Linked DNA regions of Homo sapiens: regions 1 and 3 are each linked to region 2. The links are chromatin contacts, found by Hi-C or POLR2A ChIA-PET in ENCODE. All regions are on one chromosome and are shown on one strand. Each heading gives the region's core, a stretch centred on a gene start or an enhancer-like site at or near the end of the contact. The rest is flanking DNA. Distances are from core to core; before and after follow the strand shown. Region 1 holds the start of NKTR (natural killer cell triggering receptor). Region 2 has its middle 24 kb from the start of TRAK1. Region 3 holds the start of SEC22C (SEC22 homolog C, vesicle trafficking protein).

Region 1 (4,108 bases), core at 270-2,769, 530 kb after region 2:
GTGTTAGCCAGGATGGTCTCGATCTCCTGACCTCGTGATCCGCCTGCCTCGGCCTCCCAAAGTGCTGGGATTACAGGCATGAGCCACCACGCCCGCCCATGTAATGTGTATTTTATAGTTTAAAAAAAAAACTTATAAAATAGTGTGGTACTCAGACACAGATCATTGGAACAAAAATCCAGAAACAGACCCACACATATATGGTCACAAGGCGAAGGTAATTCAATGTATAAGAGTCTTTTCAGGCCGGGCGCGGTGGCTCACGCCTGTAATCCCAGCACTTTGGGAGGCCGAGGCGGGCGGATCACGAGGTCAGGAGATCGAGACCATCCCGGCTAAAACGGTGAAACCCCGTCTCTACTAAAAATACAAAAAATTAGCCGGGCGTAGTGGCGGGCGCCTGTAGTCCCAGCTACTTGGGAGGCTGAGGCAGGAGAATGGCGTGAACCCGGGAGGCGGAGCTTGCAGTGAGCCGAGATCCCGCCACTGCACTCCAGCCTGGGCGACAGAGCGAGACTCCGTCTCAAAAAAAAAAAAAAGAGTCTTTTCAACAAACGGTAATGGAACGACTGTATATCCCAATAGGAAAATGTTGACACTTACTTGACAACATAAGCAAAAATTAATGATATTAGATCATATCATAGACTTACACGTTAAAGACTATGTAAAACATATATGAGAACACAGAATATCTTCAAGAACTTGAGGTAGGCAGAGATTTCCTAGCACAGGAAAAGCACAAACCATTAAAATATAAAACTGACCAATTGACTTAATCAGAATTAAAAACTTCTTTGCCAAAAACGTCAAAACAATGAAACGACAGGCCCAGATTGGGAAAAAGACTTCGCAATCATTTATGTAACAAAAGATTTTCATTCAGAGCATACATATATCTAACAAAACATTTGTATCCAGAACTGTTAAACACGAAGGACCAGATTTAAAAACGGGCAGAAGACTGGAACTGAAACTTCACAAAAGATGCAGAATGGTCAGTAAGCACAGGACAAAAACGGTGCCAGTGACGCTGGTGCCAAAGCGGGAAGGAACGCATTCTTCAGCCTAAAAGACCTAACAGTAGGACACGGACATAACCACTCCCGGCCAAAAAGAACACAGAGCAACACAACGTCTTGGCTAACGAAAACTCAAAGCCTCAATTCACTCAGTTCCTTCACAGCGCTCGGAAACAGAGAAGTCTCGCGGTATCGGAAAATGCGCGGCGCTCACAGCCACACCTGACGAGATGGAGGGCGCAGGCGCATCCACGGCTTTCAGATTGGGCGACTGACTTCAAAGGGGGGGGCAAACAGGGAACGCGCAGGTATAGGAGCGCTGGCTGGAGGCTCCTCGAGAGCTCCCCAGACACGCCCCCGTGCGTACGCCCCCGTGCGTACGCCCCCGCTGCCGCCACCTTCGGTTGACCACCCCCATCTAGACTGTACTCTCGCGGTATTTGTCCCGACTCTCGCGGGGTTTAGCGTGGCATTGGGAGGCCCGGCCTGGGGGAGGAGACGGCGTTCCGTTAGCGGCGTTGGGGTTTGGCTGCAGTGGCAGTGCTTTCTCTTCTGCTCACGGGGACCCGCTCAGGCTGGAGGCCAGCCAGGTGAAGAGCTCGCCCGCATGCGTGCGCGCTGCGTGGGAGCCGCGAGGCCCGGGGCGGGAGGGGGCCTCGTCTTGGCCTCCTGCGCTGTCGCGACGGGCCGGCGTGAGGCACCGTGGCGCGGACTTCGTCTCAGCCCCGCCCTCGCCCCTGCCCTCGCCCCCGCCCTCGCCCCTGCCCTGACCGCTTTTCTCCCCCTCTCTCCCAGCTCTTGCCGCCACCTCGGTCGCGATGGGGGCGCAGGACCGGCCGCAGTGCCACTTCGACATCGAGATCAACCGGGAGCCGGGTGAGCTGGAAACTGGGGAGCGCTGCTGGGGCCGAGGCCTGCCTTGGCGAAGGGGAGGGGTCTACCCTCAGCAACCCTCCCCCGGCCTTTTTGGGAGCGGGTAGGAGGCGCAGGCAACTTTCCGTTTTCTCTTGAGAGAAAATCAGTGGGAGAGGAAGGTGGCCTGGGCACACCCCTAACTCGCAGTCCGGGCCTCTTCCTGCCAAACCCCACACACCCCGCTGCATCTCCGGACTGAGTCCTCGTAGCCAGCCTGGCGCCAAGAAAAGGAGGTGCAGTTCTTTGAGGACTTTTTCTCTCCCAGTGTCTCCGTGAGGCAGACACTCCCGATCCGATTTCCGGTTATCTTGCTTGGTGCTATGAAGTTTCAACTAGTAGGAAATATTGTGTGTTTCCTAATCACGATATATCACTAATATGTTAATTTTGCCTCTATTTTTCCTTAAGAATCTTTAGCTAGAATTTCGTGGTTCCTGGGAAAATGGCTTAGTGAAGATCTTTTGTGATAAACCAGAGCATTTTGTACCAGCAGAATTGCAGCATGCATGCACTTAGCATTAATGTTTGTCTTTAGGGAATCCAGACATTTGTTAGTGTATTTTTTTTAAATGAAACATTTCCTTCTAAAGCATAGTTATTTCATTCTAAGTAGCAGAGCGTGCAGGGTTTCAAACTGTTTTCTTAGCTTTTTTTGTTATCCGTGACAAAAGTTTTAATTGGAGACATATATATATGTGTTGTCTTTGTGCAACATCTTGTTCTGCATATTCTTATGAGAGCCTGCTACTGTTCTAGGGTCTGGAGATAGAGCAGCGCATAAAACAAAGGCCTCTTCCTTTTATAGTTTATATTCTATTGGGGGGAAGACGGACAACTAGGAAAAAAATAACAGTGACTTGTAGTTGGGATACTATTTTAATAAGTTGGTCAGACAAGGCCATTTTGAGAAGATGAGATTTAAGCAGGTATCAGAAGGAGATGAAGTGAGCCGTATTTAAGAAGAGCATTCGTGGTAGAGGGAAACAGCACAGCCCTGAGGTGAGGAGTAGTATACAGTCAGGCGCCAAATGACATTTCTATCTTTAACAATGGTCTTATATATAATACCTTTTTTTGGTAACTTTTTAATGTTTAGCTGTGTTTAGATATACAAATACTTCATTGTGTTAAAGTTGCCTACGGTATTCAGTGGAGTAACATCCTGTACAGGTTTGTAGCCTAGGAGCAAATAGACTATATAGCTTAGGTGTGTAGTAGGCCGTACCATCTAGGTGTGTTTAAATACATTCCATGATGTTCACACAATGACGAAATTGCCTAATTACACATTTCTCAGAATCCGTCCTGGTTATTAAACAATGGAGGACTGTACTTGCATGTTTGAGGGACAGCAGGGTGCCCAGTGTGGCTGGAGTAGAAGAGGAAAGAGAATAGTAAGAAATGGCCTGTAGGACTGACTCAGTGAGGTAGGAAGATATTAAAGGGTTTCGAGCAAAGGGATGAGATAATCCTGGAAATTTGGTTGCCTTCTCTCTCTTTTTAATGTTTTTAGCCTTGATTGATCTTTTTTTTTTTTTTTTTTAAATAAGTGTTACTAGAAAGCCTTGATGGACCTTAATCTTTATTTTGTAGTGAATCCATGCTTTAGATAACAGGGTTATTTTCTATTAAGAATTAAAAATAGCTCACGCCTGTAATCCCAGCACTTTGGGAGGCAGACGCGGGTGTATCATTTTGAGGTCAGGAGTTCGAGACCAGCCTGGCCTACATGGCGAAACCCCATCTCTACAAAAAATAAAAAAATTAGCTGGGCATGGTGGCTCTCTTAGTTTTTGCCTGTAGTCCCAGCTATTTGGGAGGCTGAGACTGAAGGACTGCTTGAGCCTGGGAAGCAGAGGTTGCAGTGAGTAGAGATTATACCACTGCATGTCAGCCTGGGTGACGGAGTGAGACCCTGTCTCAAAAAAAAAAAAAAAGAAAAGAAAAGAAAAATAGTAGATTGCTGAAGAGTAGAAGTATGACCAAGCATGGTGGCTCATACCAGTAATCCCAGTACTTAGGGAGGCCCAGGCAGGAGGATTGCTTGAACCCAGGAGTTTGAGACCAGCCTGGGCAATATAGCAAGACCCTGTCTACAAAAAACAATTTTTTTTTAATTAGCCAGGCATGGTGGTGCTCACCTGTACTTGGAAGGGTGAGGTGGGAGGATG
Region 2 (4,121 bases), core at 300-2,799:
ACTCTGTCTCAAAACAAACAAACAAACAAACAAAAATTAGCTGGGCATGGATGCACACACCTGTAACCCCAGCTACTCTGGAGTCTGAGGCACGAGAACTGTTTGAACCTGGAAGGTGGAGGTTGCAGTGAGCCAAGATTGTGCCACCGCACTCCATCCTGGGCCACAGAGCGAGACTCCCATCTCAAATAAATAAATAAAATAAGATAAATAAAAATACAGATTGAGTATCCCTTTGCCAAAATGCTTGGAACCAGAAGTGTTTTAGATTTCAGATTCTTCTGGAATTAAGAATATTTGCATTATACTTGCGGATTGAACATCCCAGGTTTGAAATTCTGAAATCCAAAATACTTCAATGAGTATTTCCTTTCAACACCATGCCAGTGCTCAAAAGTTTTGGATTTTGGAGCATTTTGGGTTTTGAATTTTCAGATTTGGGGTACTCAGCTTGTGATTATGTTGCGTAAAGGCTATTCAGTTTGATATTAATCAGACAATATCAAACTGAATAGCCTTTACCCAACATAATTGGGCCACAGAATTGTGGAAGTACTGGAATAGTTTTATTTATTTTTTAAGAAACAGGGTCTCATTTTGTTGTGCAGGCTGGAGTGCAGTAGTGCCATCATGACTCACTACAGCCTCGACCTCCTGGGCCCAAGCTATCCTCTCACCTCAGCCTCCCAAGTATCTGGGACTATAGGCGTGTACCACCACACCTGTCTCATTCTTAATTTTTTTATAGAAATGGTGTTCCACTATGTTTCCCAGGCTGGTCTCCAACTCCTGGGCTCAAGTGATCCACTCGCCTCAACCTCCCAAAGTGCTGGGATTATAGGCTTGAGCCACCACACCTGGCTATCTCTTGAATCCTAACTCCATGTTGAGCTTTTAAAGGGTTTTCTTATTCCTTGTGCCAAAAATGCCTTTTCTACCCTTCCAACAGAACAAACCCCTATTAAAGTTTTAGTTGAGGCTGGGTCCAGTGGCTCACGCCTGTGATCCCAGCATTTTGGGAGGCTGAGGCAGGCAAATCACTTGAGGCCAGGAGTTCAAGACTGGCCTGGCCAACATGGCAAAACCCCGTCTCTGCTAAAATTCCAAAGATTAGCCAGGCATGGTGGCACACACCTGTAGCCCCAGCTATTTGGGAGGCTGAGGCACGAGAATCTCTTGATTCTCGGAGGCAAAGGTTACAGTGAGCTGAGATTGTGCCACTGCACTCCAGCCTAGGCAATAGAGTGAGACTCTGTCTCAAAAAAAAGAAAAGTTTTAGTTGTGAAGGGGAAGCTCTGAAGTGTGTTAGAACCCCTAAGTCCATGGAGGGATTCACTTGCTCTGAAATGGGATGGTCATGGAGAGAGAGAGAGAGAGAGCACCCAGCGTGGGAAGGCTGGGTGTGGACATCGACCCCCACCCCCACCCCAAGCAGCAAGGTCATGAGCCGTGCAGAAGTGGGACCTTCCGCCGTTGGTGCTTCTGGAAGTAGTGCCCAGCAAGGACCAGTGAGGAGCTAGTATTCCTTAGCTTAGGCACGGCTCAGTCCTCCCTGCCTACCATGCATGCAGTTTGTAGCCTGTGTGTTTCCTGTTTTCATTTCCTATCTTGCTATTACTTTTATGCATTGGCTTATCACAGCCCACTCACTCTAAGGCCATCTTGCCATCCCATGACATGGTCACTGAAGGCCCAGCTGTCACTGTTTATTCACTTGGTGTGTACATGACTGTTTGGACCCGTTTCCTAGTAACGGCCCTGTTAATTTCAATGAGAAAGGCTAATGGGGTGCCTTTTTCAGGGGCTGGGGGGAGGGATGATGTGCTCCCTTTAGCCCCTCTGTGTCTTTGGTCCTTGACCTCACTGTTTCCTGGGGGATTCTTATACAGAGGCTCTTGGCTTCTTCTCTCAATACCACACATTCCTAATTATTTGTGCTACTTCTTGAGTAATCTTGAGGTCTGCTTTGGATTACTTATCAAAAGTGGCTGATAAAATTTGAGCTGTCGTTTCCCAGATGTGTGTGTTAGTGCTTCGTAGAGAATTTCTTCTTTGTACTCAAGTTGATTTAAGTCTAGAATCTGACTTTTAATTGTGGACCAAGCAAAACCCCCTTGCCTCTCTAGGGATTATTTAGAATTAATAAAATCAAGTACTTTTTCACACGAGCCTGAAGGAATTGTTAACTGAAGGAACTTTTATGTGATACAGTTTGTTCTGAAAATTAGGTATTTAAGGACTTTGTCAATTATGGTTAAGCACATTTTTTATTAAAAAGAACAAGATATGTAGCTAAGTGGCTGTGTCCGGGCTGAGATGTTTCTTCTCACTCGATCCTACAGTGAAGTCAAAATATAGTGACAGATTCAGTTTCCATAGCTGCAGAATCTGTTTTCAAAAACACAAGGCTGTGATTTCACTGTAGTTCAGTGCACATTGAGAAGCTAATATGGAAATAGAAATGAAACTTTTCAAAATACATGCCTTAAAACAAAAACTTCCAGTTCCCCTTTAGTGCTTAGATGAGATTTTTTTTTTTTTCAGGCTTTGTAAGTTTTGCAGATTAATTTCAGAAGTTGACGGCAATGTGATCCTGGTGGACTGTCATTCTGTAGTGTTAGTCAGGAAGCCCCTCACACACTTTCTTCTCATTTCCTAATGCGACAGTTGGTTCAGTGAATATCCATTGTGCTTTATAGGTTGATATTGATATGTTTGTAATTGGCCTATCACGTAGTTAGTTTTTTTTTCTTTTTTGGCAATCACCTTTTTCCATGTGAATTTTCAAAAAATGTATTTATTTATTTAGAAGCAGGATCTTATGGCCAGGCGCAGTGGGTCACTCCTGTAATCCCAGCACTTTGAGAGGCCGAGGCGGGCAGATCATCTGAGGTCAGGAGTTCGAGACCAGCCTTGCCAACATGGTGAAACTCCGTCTCTACAGAAGTACAAAAATTAGCCGGGCGTGATGGTGGGTGCCTGTAATGGGAGGCTGAGGCGGAAGATCCCTTGAACCTGGGAGGCGGAGGTTGCAGTGAGCCAAGATCATAATCACTGCACTCCAGCATGGGCAAGAGAGCGAGACTCTGTCTAAAAAAAAAAAAGAAGAAACAGGATCTTACTCTGCCACCCAGGCTGGAGAGCAGCAGTGGTGTGATCATAGCTCACTGCAGCCTTGAACTCCTAGGCTCAAGCGATCCTTCTACTTTAGCCTTTCAAGTAGCTGGGACTACAGGTGTGCCACCACGTCCAGCTAACTTTTTTTCTTTTTTAATCTTTTGTAGAGACTGAGTTTCACTATGTTGCCCAGGCTGGTCTCGAACTTTTGGCCTTAAATGATCCTTCAGCCTTGGTCTCCCGAAGCACTGTGATTACAGGCATGCCACTGCATGTGGTCCATTAGCTGTAGTTAAGAGAAAAGAGTTGGGTTGGTTATTTTCAGTGCCTTGGGCATAAAGAGTGAATCATTAAGTTCATTTTGCACTCTTTGAGTTTTACCGTGTTCCAGGCACTGAGGACACAACAGTGAACTAAAACAGGTAGAAGTGAGTCTTTAAGGAATGAAATATAATTCGTCTCTACTTGAAATTTGCACATAGTCTGTTTGTAGGACAATACCTATTGAAATAGGGTCTCCATTTCGCCAACAAGTTAACCCTTACTACTTATGGGAAATTACCTCAGTGGTAACTGTAGAGCAGTCATTTATTGAACATTAACTGTATGCTTAGAGTGCATTTTTCTTTACATTATTGTATTAGCTCGTTTAATCCTTGTAACAGCTTCCCATTTTATAGATGAGAAAACTGAGGGTTGTAGGGGTTAACTGATTTTAACTTGGCCAACATCATACAGTGACCTATTCTGACTGTGTCTTTCTGTCCCTACAGGATTTGAACTTATAGTGGAAGTACTTTAGGAAATGCATTTGTGTCTGTGTAGTCATGGTTAGGAAATGTGCTCATGTCAGGCTGTTTAAAAGTTGTGGAGGCTAGGCATGGTGGCTCATGTCTGTAATCCCAGCACTTTGGAAGCTGAGGTGGGTGCATTACTTGAGCACAGGAGTTTGAACAACATAGTGAGACCCTGACTGTGTATATACACACACACACACAATTAGC
Region 3 (3,992 bases), core at 142-2,641, 520 kb after region 2:
ACTAAACTTGATAGGACCTTTTACACTGATAATGTTATTAAATGCTTGTAACTATAAGGTAGACATAATCTATACCGGATAGGTGGGAAAACTGCAGCTGTAAGGCTCAAGAGGTAAAGCTAGATTCAACCCAGACTTCCTTACTTCAAATATTCTAAAGCCTAGGATCTTTCCACCACATCCTTCTTCTACAAATCCAACTTTGGGAATTACAGCTACTCCCTTTCTCTAAAATAATTTCTTCTCCTTAGAGCACTAATAAGCTAATCAGAGACCTGTTGGTAGAGGAAGGAGCCTGAGATTACACTTGTTACAACTGCTCTTTATCCACTGTATTACCTTGAAGTCAGGTTGTCCTCTCTATGATCATGTTACTTTTTGAATTTAGTTGATTTCTAAGTTATTCTAAGAATAAAAAACACTGACTCCAAGATGGCTTCTGTTGCAAATGCAAACACTTAAATCAGAGCTATTAACATTGTCCAAAATGTACTTTCCAGAGGAAACACTATTTGTTTATTTAATTCTATCTGGCAACGTTAAACCATTTCCAGTTGCTTCCATTTTTCATTTTACTAAAATTATCTTTAGTGGGATCAACTCTTCTCTGCAAAATGTAATTAAATATTACCCTATATGTTGGTTCTGAGCTGTATTTTTTTCTGACCATGTCACAAATTTCACCAATTACTTTTCACACTGGCAATAGTCTTCCGTGGCTTTTATTTCTACAAACCTAATTTTTCCCCGAGTGCTTTATCCTTCTGGCTCTGGAGGTACATGTGTAAATCTGTAATGAACACAAAACCTGTAATGGAACGTCCTACACCTAGTGCTCTGAAAAGTTGGTTCAGTGTATCCAATATTTAAAGTCTAATAACACGGGCATGCTAAGGGAAGTTTGCTATTCAGATTAAACAATGCTCTGACGTGAGCTTCGTGAATGGTTAAAGAAACAATCGTCCCCTTTCTCACTCCCCATCTCTTCCAACTGGGAGAAGCCCTTGGCGCCCATCTGTCAGCCCAGGGTTCCTGCAGGCGCGTGCCTTGGGTGGCCCCGGGGTCCGGGAACAGGCTGACGGGAGAAAGGGGACAGAGGACTCCAAGAAGCCCAGTGAAGCCCCGTGGGGAGCCCCATGGTCAAGGCCGGGACTGAGGGCCGGGTGGGCCCTGGGCCGCCTCCACCTCTGGGCCCGCCCTGCGCCACACCCTAACCCGCCTGCTCTTGGCTAACGGGCCGCGGCACCCGCCTCCGCCCGCCAGCCCTCACCTCGCCCGGACGGCGGCCTTCGGAAGTCGGCGCCTGCCAGCTACCCGCCGCCTCCTCAGCAATCTTAGCCGACCGGGAGGGCTCGGCCCAGGTCACCGGCAGCCCAGGCGCAGGTAGGCCGTGGTGCGCGTGCGCGAGTCTTGAGCCACCCCACCTCCCCCCTACCCCGCATTCGCTGCTGCTAAGCGACACCCGCACCCAAACCGACCAATCCCGGCGCGCCTCCACAGCCCCCGTCCCGGCGAAGGCGCGAACGTAGTGGTTCTTAAAGGGCTGCGACCCAAACGGAGAGGGAGTGTGACGGGGGCGCGCGCCTCCCAACTTTCTTCCCACCTCCCGGCTCTCACCGCGGCGGTTTGAGATCCAAGCCTGTAATTCTCACGTCCGGAGGTGAGAAGGAGCCTTCGTGATCTAAGCTCGATTCCTGCCGGGGTAGCAACCGGACTGACGTCTGGAGGCGGGGAGGCTCCGCGTGACAGAGTGATAACGCCCGGGGCGTATGTTCTGCGGTCCGCGCGGCTGGGCGGGAGGCCCGAGATAGGCAAACCAAAGAGCACAACCTACTGCCAGCCTGGATGGGGCGCCAAAGTCCGACCCAGGGGGACACACCCCAAGCTGGGGACCGAGGCACCCACAGATGGATGACTGGCTGGAAGGAGATTAGGTAGGTAGCAGAGTCCGTCCATTTATTCATTTAGCAAGTATTGAGCACCTGCTATGTGCCAGGGGTTGTGGACAAAGCGAGGAATTCCTGACACGAAAAACTATGTTAAGAGAGGAGGCAGGGTGAGAGCACCCTTCAAACAATCAAACACCTGTATAAATACAAACTGCTCTTCAGGGAGGAGCAGGGGTTTTGGGAGAATTTACAGAAGCTTCTAGGCTGGTGTTGGGAATCACAGGAGGCTAACTAGGCAAAGGGGAGAGGAAGTGTGTTTCAGATGGAGAGATTAGCATGTATATAAGAACTCTGTGGAAGGCAGCAGAGCTCCTTTGAGGGATGAAAAGAAACCCAGAAAGGGGGAAATGGAAAGTTAGTGCTTAATAGGTACAGAATTTCAGCTGGAGAAGATGAAACAGTTCTGGAAATGGATAGTAGTGATGATCACACAACAATGTGAATGTACCAAATGCCACAGATCTGCACACTTAAAAATGGTTATGTACATTTTACCACAAAAAGAAAAGAAACTCAGAGTTTAGAGAATAAAGGAGTGGAGTGAGATCCACTAGAGCGAATAGAAGGGGCAGGACCATGTAGGATTTTATGGACCATAGTGGAAAGTTTAGGACCATAGAACACTGGTCAAAATTGCATTTTATAAAACTCACTTTGGCTGCTAAAGTGCAGATCAAAATGGAGAAGTCTCAACAGAGCTATGGTGGGACTGGCCTGGGAGCCAGTGCAGTCATCTGGGCAAGAGAGAATGGAGCTGGAGTGTGGACTAGGGTGAGAGTGAAGAAAAAGAGATCTAAGAAGGCTGCAGAGAAATGTAGGAGCAAAATCAATAGGACTTGGTGATGAGTTGGATGTGAAGGGGCGATGAAGCAGCTTCAAGGATGATGCCACTGTTCAGCCTTGGATAAATGGATGGATGGTGCAGGGATTCACAGATATGGAGAACACTGGAAGAGGAGATAAGATTGATCTTGAGCTCCATCTTAGACAAGTTGAATTTGAGGCACCTTTGAGACTTGGTTAGGATTTTGCGATGATTAGTTTTAGATGTCAACCTGACTAGGTTAAGGGATACTCAGGTAGCTGGGGGAACATTACTTCTGGGTATGTCTATGAGGGTGTTCCCAGAAGATATTGGCATTTAAGTCAATGGACTGAGTAAGGAAGATCTGTCCTCATCTAATATGCGCAGGCACCACATAATAGAACAAAAAGGCAGAGGAAAGGCAAATTCTCTACTCTGGAGTTGGGACACCCCTCTTCTGCCCTTGGCATCAGAATTCCCCGTTCCCCTAATCTCCTAACTCTAGGAGATTAGGTAGTAGAGTCCGTCCATTTATTCATTTAGCAAGTATTGAGCCTTTGGACTCCAAGACTTGTACCAGTGGTTCCCCAGGTTCTCCCGGCTTGGGCCTTGGACTGGGAGATACACCATTCAGCTTCCCTGGTTCTGAGGCCAAGTCTAAGACAGGGTAGTCTTGAACTGAAGCAGTCTACCAGCCTCCCTGGTTCTCCAGCTTGTAGATGGTCTATTGTGGGACTTCTCAGCCTCCATAACTATGTGAGCCAGTTCCCCTAATAAATCCCCTCCCATATATCTATAGATATAGATCTATATTGTAGATATATAGATATCACATTGGTTCTCTCTCTCTGGAGAACCTTGACTAATACAGATGTCAACACAGCAGGTGCATATACAGGTTGCAGGTCAATGTAGAGGTCTGGGCTGAACACAGACTTTTTTTGAGGCTGAGTCTCACTCTGTGGCCTAGGTTGGAGTTTAGTGGCACAATCTCGGCCCACTGCAACCTGCGCCTCCCAGGCTCAAGTGATTCTTCTGCCTCAGCCTCCCAAGTAGCTGGGATTACAAGCATCTGCCAACACGCCCAGCTAATTTTTGTATTTTTAGTAGAGATGGGGGTTTCACCATATTGGCCAGTTTGGTCTCGAAATCCTGGCCTCAAGTGATCTGCCCGCCTTGGCCTCCCTAAGTGCTGGGATTACAGGCGTGAGCCACCACGCCTAGCCGGGACATAGACT

The links. Hi-C counts contacts between places; a loop is a spot of excess contacts on that map. ChIA-PET counts read pairs that join two places held with the same protein, here RNA polymerase II (POLR2A). Pooled maps may share reads with other maps.
Region 1: a loop to region 2 is called in a map of B cell, with 7 times the contacts of the local background. The contact joins the promoter of NKTR here to the enhancer-like site in region 2. A Hi-C loop is called at or near these places in 1 of 168 maps with a recorded cell type or tissue (B cell), 1 of 37 single-sample maps with no recorded cell type and 3 of 50 pooled maps. POLR2A ChIA-PET finds 5 or more read pairs at or near these places in 3 of 52 experiments (OCI-LY7, PC-3 and RWPE1).
Region 3: a pooled map shows a loop between it and region 2 (2.5-fold over the local background). The contact joins the promoter of SEC22C here to the enhancer-like site in region 2. A Hi-C loop is called at or near these places in 2 of 50 pooled maps. POLR2A ChIA-PET finds 5 or more read pairs at or near these places in 4 of 52 experiments (OCI-LY7, PC-3, RWPE1 and 1 more).

What each region holds. Positions count from the first base shown.
Region 1 is chr3:42,599,167-42,603,274 of GRCh38, forward strand. It overlaps NKTR (natural killer cell triggering receptor), which reads left to right and starts at 1,520. Exons shown (of 17, transcript NM_005385.4): 1 at 1,520-1,612; 2 at 1,818-1,898. The coding sequence starts at 1,841. It also overlaps a transcript of SEC22C not described here. RefSeq lists a silencer at 1,614-1,823.
Region 2 is chr3:42,065,067-42,069,187 of GRCh38, forward strand. It overlaps a transcript of TRAK1 not described here. Among named protein-coding and RNA genes, the nearest start is that of TRAK1, 24 kb to the right of the region's middle. Within about 2 kb of position 1,550, at least 14 of the 41 ENCODE cell types and tissues checked have a DNase peak (open chromatin) inside an H3K27ac peak, as active enhancers do; they include B cell and OCI-LY7, where a contact is called at or near this core.
Region 3 is chr3:42,580,576-42,584,567 of GRCh38, forward strand. SEC22C (SEC22 homolog C, vesicle trafficking protein) reads right to left here and starts at 1,392. Exons shown (of 7, transcript NM_032970.4): 1 at 1,271-1,392. It also overlaps a transcript of SS18L2 not described here. RefSeq lists enhancers at 859-1,685, 1,678-1,807 and a silencer at 1,148-1,477.